Linked DNA regions of Mus musculus: region 2 is linked to region 1. The links are chromatin loops, found by intact Hi-C in ENCODE. Cell type or tissue: left cerebral cortex. All regions are shown on one strand. Links, peaks and the distances in the headings refer to the core of each region. The heading gives the core; the rest is flanking DNA.

Region 1 (5,667 bases), core at 313-5,312:
CCCGAGCTGTTGCTGCCTTCTCATTGTTGTGATTGTGAGCACATATCATTGTGCTGTTTTGTTTTGTTTTATTTTGACCTTGTGCTCTTAGAACCATGCTTTACTGACTAACCTATCTCAGTCTTGTTTTATATAATTTTTAGTTAAAATGTTTTAATTGATCATACTAGTGGCAGCCACTGACATTTTCACAACATATATAAAGTATGCACTGGTCGAACTCAGCCTCCTTTATTCGTCCCACACAACTTTCGCCATACCTACTCCTCAACAGTCACGTCTGATGCTTGCTGCTTTCAGGTCTGAGGGAAAGCATGCAGTCCTTGGTTTTCTGTGTCTGGCTTATTTCATTTAACATAATGTTTCTCGTCTGTATTTTAATGTATTTTGAGATAGCATTTCATTCTTCTCTATGACTGAGTAATATTATGTTATATAGAGGTACAAAATGTTCTTTATCAGTTCATCATTTATGGCCACCTGGGTTGGGTCCATCTCTTAGGAGCTATGTCGATGCTGCAGTTATATATGGCCATGCATCTTGTTCACTCTGCTGGTTTCATTTCTTTAGATGTATACCCGAGTGATGAAATAGCTGCTTCATATGGCAGATCCATTTTTATCATAACTCTGTGAGGCAGTTTCCTGCATCCAATTTCTTTTAGGAACAAAGAAAGAAGGCTGAGAATTTTGAAGTAACAGATGAAGATGGACTATGTAATAAGGAGTAGTCATCACTCAGATCCAGTTTTCCTGGTGGAAGTCTTAGATCCTTTCTGCTACTTGTTCCTTTATCATCTCTAATTAAATACCAACAATGAATATTATTTTCTTATTAAATAAGGAAGATTTGGTTTGGAGCCAAATGGAAATTATTTATCAACAACTTTGGTCAACAGGGTGAGAAAAGTTCAGAAGAGAAAAAAATGACCCCAAGAACAATTTTTCAAAGTATGATCCTGACAATCCAAGAAATATAAGCAAGAGAATAAGCATCTTCCCAAGAATTGGTGCAAACAACTGCAAAGTCATACTCTGACACTGTAAAGTACATATCAAAGTATTCTCCAAATTTACCAGAGGGGGAAGTAAAGTTCCTTTCTACTTGAAGAGCTTCATCATTTCAAAAGTCTAAGTTTGGAGAGGAGTATTGGTGGATTGTTTTGTCTTGTTGGAGAGTGTTTAATCTTATGTTGCCCAGGCCCTGGAATTAACTGCTAAAAACATTCTAAATTAATTTGCAACAATTCTCCATCCTCCTGTCTTTTCCATCCAAATTCTGGGAACACAAGAGTGCACTTCCACACCAAATTGAGTAATTTACTCTATAGAGCATGATTGTATTATAATTTTTACATTTTCGTAGGACACCCTCAAGTATTCTCATATTAAATGAAAAAGGAAGGGACTTATAAATTCTATATTTCATATTAAACTTTCCAAAGAAATTCAAAAGACTTGCTCTTGGTCATCTCTGAACAGAATGATAAGTGTGGTCTGGCATAGTTAGGATTGGATTATCCCAAAAAATAAATTATCTTACTGACCTCAGGGACGTACATCCTAAAAAAAAAAAAAAATCCTCCATTATACGTAGAATTCTATTTTAAGAGTGTGTCATATGAGTGGTAGGTGTTTGACACAATGACTAAGGTCTGGAAAATATTTGGATATGAAATGGAGAAAATTAGGTTTTGATTTTAAATAATGTGACAGTCAGAATTACAAAAACTGACAGTAACTTTATAAAAATTTCATAGCTTCTAGAACATTTTCATCTTCCTAATCCTATTTGATTAGAGTTGCTATATTTCTCAAAAAGAAAACATGGTATTAAACTAAAATTCCAAAAAGTGTATCAAATTCTGGAACACTGTAATGTATGTACCCTTTTTAAAGCCCCAGGGAAAGCAAGTCAATTGAGAAAAAATGAAGAAAATGGATAGCTAACTTTGTTGAACAAGAAACACTGCCCCAATAAGTGTACAAGTCAGTTTTTACTTTACAAAAAGGGGGGAATAACAAAATAAAAAGATGAGTTAATTTTCAGTGAATTATTGAGAGAAAAACAGGATTCTGAAGGCATAGCCCCAAACTTGTACAGTGGATGCCAAAAAAAAAAAAAAAAAAAAATTAAAATCCTACTTTACCCTAATACAGCTAGTCAAGCCTCTGCCATTCATTTCTCTAGTAGAGATGGGCAAATGGTCTGTTCCAAATTCACAGCCCTTATCTTCTATTTTGCATGTTTCATAACAGCATTCTAGAAGAAGGAAGACCATCACCACTAACCAACATCTTTCATTCTGGTGTCATCTAAAAATACCTGCAGACAGTATTACCCTGCAATTACCTCACACTCCTGCCCATCAGCCATAGCCACCTCCTACCTCTGGCTCACTAATAGCACAGTCCTGTAGCACCTCCTACTCAGCCAAGCAACACTACTGTAAGCTGCTTTAGACACACTCATATCTATATATATAGTCTCATATATAAATATATATTCAGACATATACTCATGTGCATGCAAAAAAATGTTTTTACAAAAGAAAAGGAAGGAAAGCTCATTATATGAAAGTAGCTGCATTCTGGATAGTTAATGTGATATGTCACGGGGGAAGAAGTTCCTTTTCTGTATGGATCTCCGTAACATGTCCTAGATAGGGGAATCTAATATAATCAGACGTGGGGATTTTTTATTTTGATGACCTTTAAGCTTAAAGCAATTGGGCTTTCCTATTTTAGATCTACTGCATCAAACCTTATATTTCTCTCCTTTAGACACTGTAATGGAATATTATAACATACATATTTATTACAATATAATAATGTTTGTACTAAATTAGAACATTTTCTATTTTAAAGATATTCTACATGATACTATATGTAGCATTCAACAATTTTATCATACATTACTTTACTTTCTTTTTTTAATCATCATTATTTAGTAACTCCCTGAAGTCTTGTCGTGTCCTTTAAATACAGAAATGTTTAAGATAGACTGCAATCACAAGTAGGCACAGGGACAGAGAAACAAGGATGGGAGTGTCTTGTCTCTGATAGCAACAGCAGACAGAATGATTAGAGCAACCACAGCTTGCAGTGCAGCCAGGAGCAGGGAGCCTGTGACTCCTCAGCTCATCTGCACCTAGCAACGAGCCTAAATGAGCACCCTGGAGTAGCACCTAGGGCTGTGAACAGTAACTGAGATCACAGTTGGGAAAGCACTGTGAGGGCGAAAATGGCATTAGCATGCAAGGGAGAGTGTCTATTCCTGCCTCATCGCCTCATTTCCGATGATCTGCTATACAACAGTGCCTGAGCAGAACGTGCAGACACTGTGGCTAGAGTCTATGAGAAACCTAGGGCTCAAATCTTGGCTCTGATACTAACTTGTTTAGTGGCCTTGAACAAATATTTTTGATATCTGACCCTAGCTTAGTTTTTTTTTCCATCTTGTAAATAGCTAACTTTCCCATCTTCACTATAAAGCTATGATAAATACTTAATTAGAATTGTACAGGAAATGTTTTAGAAGGTGTAGCATAAGAGATGGCTGTACATTTATAACCAAGGCACTCAATCTGGATCATATTCACACCCCACACTAAAATAAACATGTTCCTTTACTCACAACTCTTTTGCTTAGGCTAAAAGATCACATTCCTGGAAGGCAAGTTCAACATGTGCAGGTATTTAGAAGTGACAGACATCCAATAGTCCTCTGGTAACAGCTACTATATTGGTTTAAAAACAAATTGCTCAATTTTACTATAAATAATTAAGGAATGTTATTTTGTGATCACTTCTCAATCTTCATTCCAATCCGTCTGGCAAGTCACTTGCAGGTGGCAGTGACATGTGGATCCCACCAATTCCCAATGTTTAACATCCAGATCATGAGAAGTGTTCTGGTCATATGCACAGTGCTCATGGTGTGTATTCTGCATAGCTCTAATGACATGTTTTGGGAAAAAGTGCCCACTACCAGTTCAAAGACTGCTATGAGTAAGCTGCACACAGTTTATCTCGGCCCCACTGTCCTCATTCTTCTTAATTCCTACCTCTGCCAGGTTCTGTTAGCTACACTGAAGGCAGGATGATCCTTCAGGTCATGTTGACTTCTTATTTTAAATCCCATCTGTGATCCTCTCAGACCAACCTAGAAAACCCCAAAAGCTTAGTTTGACAGAGCAGGTTTGAAAACTAAAGGCGACTTCTCAGACCCTCATTAGGCTTAGTCCTTGCCAAGGCTCCAACCATATTAAACGCCATTCTTCTAATGTACTAGAAGCTTGTATTTCTCTGCTTTTGCATTTTCTTTGGGAAAATGTTTCCCTTGAGTTTCCCTTTTGTAGATTTCCTACTTATACTCCATGTCCAAATACAGGACCACTTTGCCATTAAACCTCTCTCTTATCATCAGTTATTCCCCTCTCAGACACCAGTCCCAGACAAAACAAATGTCTTTCCCACTTGCATCTTCCTAGATCTCTATCCCTGTTCCCAAAGTACCAAGCATACCTTTATTATAGCTATTCCACTATCATTTTCACCCACCAGGTTGTGAGCCCTACTTTAGATAGATCTGACTCTTCACAAGCCCTTAGCAGATACTGAAGCACTAAACTGAAATATATTAAAGCTTTTTAATTCGAAATGCTATGTAGGACAGTAGCATAAACTTTGCATGGACATGGTTAGAGAACCAAAGTCTTGGGCCTCACATAGATCCATTAGATAAAAATTTCCACCCAAAATAAATATTCTGGTGATTCATCAGTGCATTAAACTTCAAAAATCCCTGCTCCAAAAAAAGGGTAGCTAGAGCCAATTACTGATGGACTTGACAGATAGGCAAAAGTAGGAACATGTCTGCTAAATGAAAATTCATTGGTAGTTTCTGAATTGAGGAGTTATCAGGGCGTGACTATTATTCATAGTTAACCTCTCAGCTAGGTAAGATGACTTCACAGTAGGACAATAGACTGTTTTCTCAATGGATGGTAATTTATGTCTACCTCCATCCACTGGAGAAACTTTGGCAATATGTTTGGGTAGCTTTGGGTCATCACAGTTGGAAGAGTGCTCTTGGGTGACAGTAAGAGGAGGTCTGAAAAGTTACTAGAAATTTCTACATACATGAGTCAAACCCTCCTAGCAAAGCATCATGCAGCTTTAAAAACGGTGCACATTAAAACTCACTGGAATATAGCTTTAAAAGTCAGCAGGTTAACACAATAATATAAGCATGCAGTAATGAGCACCTTCTGTGTTTTGGTAGTACGAGGTCAGTTCAGAGTTAGGACTCTTTTTTTTTTATTGGGTATTTTCCTCATTTACATTTCCAATGTTATCCCAAAAGTCCCCCATACCCTCCCCCCACTGGCCTACCCACCCACTCTCACTTCTTGGCCCTGGCCTACCCACCCACTCTCACTTCTTGGCCCTGGCATTCCCCTGCAGATAAAGTTTGCACAACCAATGGGCTTCTCTTTCCACTGATGGCAGACTAGGCCATCTTCTGATACATATGCAGCTAGAGACATGAGCTCCAGGGGGTACTGGTTAGTTCATAATATTGTTCCACCTTCAGGGTTGCAGATCCCTTTAGCTCTTTGGATACTTTCTCTAGCGCTTCCACTGGGGGCCCTGTGATCCATC
Region 2 (5,667 bases), core at 334-5,333, 520 kb before region 1:
GCCAGAGCCACAGGATGCCTGCCAACAGAAGCTGCTAGCATGGGGCTGGTGAGTTGGCTCAGTGGGTAAGAGTACCCGACTGCTCTTCAGAAGGTCTGGAGTTCAAACCCCAGCAACTATATGGTGGCTCACAACCATCTGTAACGAGATCTGATTCCTTCTTCTATAGTGTCTGAAGACAGCTACAGTGTACTTACAAACAATAAATAAATAAATCTTAAAAAGAAGAAGAAGAAGAAGAAGAAGAAGAAGAAGAAGAAGAAGAGGAAGAGGAAGAGGAAGAGGAAGAGGAAGAGGAAGAGGAAGAGGAAGAGGAAGAGGAAGAGGAGGAAGAGGAAGAGGAAGAAGAAGAAGAAGAAGAAGAAGAAGAAGAAGAAGAAGAAGAAGAAGAAGAAGAGAAGAAGAAGAAGAAGAAGAAGAAGAAGAAGAAGAAGAAGAAGAAGAAGAAGAAGAAGAAGAAGAAGAAGAAGAAGAAGAAGAAGAAGAAGAAGAAGAAGAAGAAGAAGAAGAAGAAGAAGAAGATGCTAGCAGGGAGTAGATCCAGCCTCGGAGAAAGAACTTTGTTGCAGGCAACAAAGATAAAAGGGAGTTGAAAATCTGAAGTCTGCTTTGCATAAGACATGGAGATGCAGAGTTTGGAGTTTGTCCAGCTGGTTTCCTGTCTTGCTTTGGGGTTTACAGTTAAGTGCTTGGATGATTGTCAAAAGATACCTTGAACTTTGGACTTCTAAAACTGTTGAGATTGCTATAGACTATGGGGACTTTTGTAGTTGGACTAAATGAATTTTGCATTATGCTATGTTTAGGTATGGCCCCCATAGACTCATGTTTGAACAAGCCTATGGGGGTCATGGAGTGGAATGTAATGGTTTCCATATGCTCATCACAGGGAGTGGCACTATTAGAAGGTGTGGCCTTGTTGGATGAAGTGTGTCACTGTAGGGGTGGACTTGGAGACTTTCCTCCTAACTGCCTAAGGATGCCTAGCTGGTTCCTGGCTTCCTTTGGATGAAGATTAAGAACTCTTGGCTCCTCATGTACCATGCTCCCTCCTTCATGACAATGGACTGAACCTCTGAACCTGTAAGCCAGCTCCAATTAAATATTGTCATTTATAAGACTTGCCTTGGTTATGATATCTGTTCACAGCTGTAAAACCCTAAGACAATAAGTATGACAGCTTTTGTTATCTCATTACAGTGCTGTTTTTAAAGACCATCAGACTGTACCTGAATACTTCAGTCTTGGACCTAAACATTCAGTCACCTTAGGTTTGAGCAGTTACCTTTGATTCTAGTAAAAAGGCTGCTTCACAGATAGAACATGACTCATAGGAGGGTAGTATCTTCAGCAGCAACCCAGAACCTGGAGCATGAGTAATTCTCTACTGAGAACAATCTTGGTCCCTCAAGCAATTAGAGCTCGTTAAACCACCATGTAGAATGAGAACAGACAATGACCAGCCAGACTATACCTTGCCCAGGACTACCTCTGTTGTAATGTTTTCTCTGCTTAAGCTTAAAAGCCATGTTAATACCCTGCACACAAACATTGGGACAATGGCTCCCTTCATCTCTTCCTCTTTCCAATACATATTGATTAAATCTCCGCTGTGCTTTCTCTTTGCATGTCTATTTAATTAGTGTATTGGAATGGGTGGCTGAGCCTATTTAATTAGTGTATTGGAAAGGGAGACTGAGCATAGATTGGTGAATCTGCCAGAACCAAGCTTGTTCCCCCAGACCTCCAGTTATTATGTTTTTCCTCATTGCTAAAATACTATATTTTATGGAGTTTCTGCATGTTTTCTTTCTTCCTTTTTTCCTCATCCTCCTACCAGAATATTTAATAAGGGATTTATCCCTTTAGAAAACTACACATGTATAATCTAAAATGTTTAAGTGGGTAGATGTTACATAGAAGATTTCTGGAGTTTTCTCATCTTGTACGATTGAATATTTATACCTGTTAATCAGCTGGTCTATTTCTCTCTCTCTCTCTCTCTCTTTTAGTCCTTAAGAACTTTGGATTTTATGTGTGACTATATCATACTGTTTATAAAGGTAGAGTCATATAGGTTTTTCTTTCTCTAACTAATTTTACTTAACACAGTATGCTTAATCTATTTAGGCTGTAACTATTATTTCCTTCTTCAGAAATGTTGAAGATTATCCTATCACTTTCTTCTGTGAGTCAACCACTGAGTCTAACACAGGGACATACAAAAGAACACATATGGCATTCTATAGTTCTATTTTTCATCCTGTAATTATTCATCAACACGAAAACAAAAGAATGCATCTATAGCTATATATCACATATACCACATACACACACACACACACACACACCCCACACACACACACACATTTTTGTGTGTGTGTCAAGTAACATAGAATTAAGGGCATAGTCTGTGGCAAGCTCTTTGACTATTATGCTGAACACTGAGTTTAGTTTTTAGCACTTTGAGCTAATTGTTTGCAGTGCTTCTACTATTCTTGTAAGATGAAGATACTAAATTGTGTGTATAAGGTGGAAGATCTGGATTCTGTAACTTATGGTTTCTTAGGTGAGTTAATACCTTTAAATGCTTTAAAATAGCATTGCACAAATTAAAATTATAAAGTTCATGCCAATAAATCAATGCATTTTATCCATCTAGAGTGATAGTAAGAATCCAGTATTGTGCTCAACCATGAGTTAAGAGCAAGAACACAGAACAAAAGGAAACGCCTCTTAAAAAAAAAAAAAAAAAAAAAAAAAAAAAAAAAAAAAACCCAACAACTTTGGTATACAATTTTGAGCTTTATATATGAGGAAATCCAGATTTTCCTTTATATTGGTCCCTAAATGTTATATAGATGCATTTAGATTCTTAATGTCAATGCGGAGTTCTGACACTAACTACTCTGTGAGCTATTTCTTACCACTGAGTTTCTCTTCCCAAAGTTTCCTTTTTCTGCAAATCCTCATGACATTTCTCTTGGAGGTAGTAGTACTCCTGAATGATGTTCCATCAAGAGAGGAGAGTGTGATTCTTCTTTAAATGTCTGTGGTTTCAGTTGACCTGGAGGAAGAGAAGCTTCTCCATGGTTTTCCATTTCTATTCTGCCCTGTTTCCTTCCCACTAGACCCCGCCCTACATTTCACACTTGGATCTCATGGGTGATGATGAGTCAGATGGCATTTCTCACCAGCACTCTCTTGGGTGTCCTAGCAGTTTAGATCACCTACATTGCAGACAAAGCTGCTAGAAACACATGCAAAACTCAATTCCTCTAGGTTATTCTAAGAACCTTAATTCATTTGAAAGTGAAGGGGTGGCAAAGAACTTCAGCCTACACTGCAACTCACAAAGCAGAGAAAACTACTAATTTATCCTCTGTGATGACAAATCAGAGAAGTCACCCAGAAACATAATCATAGCATACAAGGTCAGAATAGATCAACCCTCACATGTCCCAGGCACTTCTGTTTGCCTCTGGGGAGCAACAGTTTTTCTTGTTTGGCTAACGGTGTGATGGGTGAAATACAATGTGTGGAATACAAGGGATAGGACGGCAAGGAAGAGATGAAGAACCTCATAAGGAAGAAACATATGGCTATGCATATGCATGCTGGTCTGCATCAGAAGCACATGTGGCTGGATGACAGGATGGTGATGCTACAGGAGAGCAGTCAGAACCAAGCCTAAAAATGCTTTTTCTCTACTCAGTGCTTTCCCATGGTGTGAACACAGTTCTCAGCTATGCTAAAGTGGATTTCTCTACTCACATGAATATACATAATAAAAGGTGCCTTACATTGCAGTTGCATTTGGAAAATTCAGATATGTGTGTGTTGTGTTGTTAATACATCTATACACGCATATACAAACACACATACATGTATATTGTATTAATATATTTATATAAGTATACATAAATACATGTTAATCTCTCTTAATCACCTTGTGCTGTCTGTATTCTTTCTGAATGAACAATTACTCAGACACAACATTTTTTTTTCATTTTCTGTAATTTCTCCTAATATTTTTCCTTTTTAATTAATCATTTTATTCATTTGCATTTCTCTTAACTTTTAAAACCTTTACAAAATGTTGATAATGATGAGGATAATAATGATGTAGGTTCATTCCTTTGCATTCCGTGACCTAAAATTATTAATAAACTGTAGGTGAATATTAGGGTTGTTTGAACACTCATATTCTCAATATGCTATAACTAGGTGCCATAGTTAAAAACTGATGTCCATGAAACTTAATAAATGTCATCTTGATGCTACTAATCCAGCTAGCTTTCTTACATGTAAAACTTGAAAAAAATGGGGAAGGGTTGAATAATGGAAGTGGAACCTTACAGATTCTTTGGAAAGTCAGTTGGATGGTGTTTTGCTAGGGCAAACACATGTAGGAAGATTAAGCTTAAGTAGACACAGGTGAAAAACTAAAGCAGACTCATGAAGGAACATTTAGCTTTAGCAGACACAGGAGAGAGGATGTTCTGCTAAAGCAAGCATGTGAAAGGACACATGATGGATACTTTGCTAGCAACACACAAATATTCGTCTGCCTTACATTGCATAGTGGAGCTGCATTTGCCTGGACTCCTTAGAGAGAAATGCACCAAAATACCTCTAGTGGTGTGCTGCAGTTTCTTGCTGCTTCCTTGGACTCATGCTGATTGGCAGAGTTTTGTCAGCTGAGACAGACATAAATGCTGATGCAAGACAGGTGTTGAGATAAGACCCAGGGAAAACAAGTGATGTTTGGAGGGTATAAATAGGACTTACAGATAGTGATGAAGGCTGAGTTAGGCTTGCTTGTAAAGCTAGCTGTGCAACACTTGTGGGTCTCATGTCTTTGCAGATCTTTGCTTCCCTGACAGAGGCACAGCTGAGAACTGTTGGCATTTCTCATGGTCCCTCCTGCTGACTCAAGCCAAGGCTGAGGTCTGGCTGTTCCTGCTAGGTCATATCACTGCTGTTGCTAACCTGACTGAACCAAACTTGGTTGCCAGTGTATTCTGTCCCTGTTAACCTGTGAACTGAACTGCTGATTTCCAGATAGCATAGACAAAGTTGCTCCAATGAACCATTCTAAACAGGACCACGTCCCTGTATCCTTTCTTTTTCCACTACCTCTGGTAGGTGGTGGGATAAAAAGGGGAGGTTAAAGAATTTAAGAACCATCATTAAATAGGTTTTGAAAAGTGAAAGTTACAAAGTATCTTTAACAGAGAAGATAATCTGGCATCTATTGTAACTATAACTGAACTTGCTACATACTAGGTGTTACTGGGTGACACAGGCACTGATACCTACCTCACACTAGAAACATTTAGATCAGAAATGTCCCAAAACAACTATAAAAATCGAGAAAATAGGAACAATCCACGTACACTGAATATGAGACACTTTCCAATTACCAATGGAAAAGGAAAAGATTTATTAGCACTCAGGGTTATTTACAATGTGAATAAATACAAGTGATAAAAATACTTACTGAGGATAACCCCAAACATCAAGAAGATGTTATACTCTCTCCTTCCCCTGTGTCAAGTGTGCTATCTTCTTTCTTATTAGCTGAATTTCAGTTTCATATATTTCATATTTAGCAAACTTACTAGAAGGTAAGCCTCAGGAAAAGAGGAAATGTTCTCTATTTAT

The links. Peaks named below come from ENCODE experiments on the same cell type or tissue, not always from the same donor. Only the 100,000 strongest peaks of a DNase experiment are listed, where the experiment ranks them.
Region 2: a loop joins it to region 1, with 22 times the contacts of the local background. A loop is called at or near these places in 2 of 42 quality-filtered maps.

Annotation. Positions count from the first base shown.
Region 1 is chr2:108,810,174-108,815,840 of GRCm38, forward strand. No RefSeq gene overlaps it. Among named protein-coding and RNA genes, the nearest start is that of Gm39905, 68 kb to the right of the region's middle. In left cerebral cortex, for the core only: no CTCF peak of the experiment used is centred there; DNase peaks (open chromatin) are centred at 586, 2,393 and 3,168; H3K27ac peaks cover 255 bases.
Region 2 is chr2:108,286,653-108,292,319 of GRCm38, forward strand. It overlaps Gm13912 (a long non-coding RNA gene), which reads right to left and starts at 4,667. Exons shown (of 3, transcript XR_374869.1): 1 at 4,577-4,667; 2 at 2,928-3,067. In left cerebral cortex, for the core only: no CTCF peak of the experiment used is centred there; DNase peaks (open chromatin) are centred at 1,427, 3,265 and 3,598; H3K27ac peaks cover 690 bases.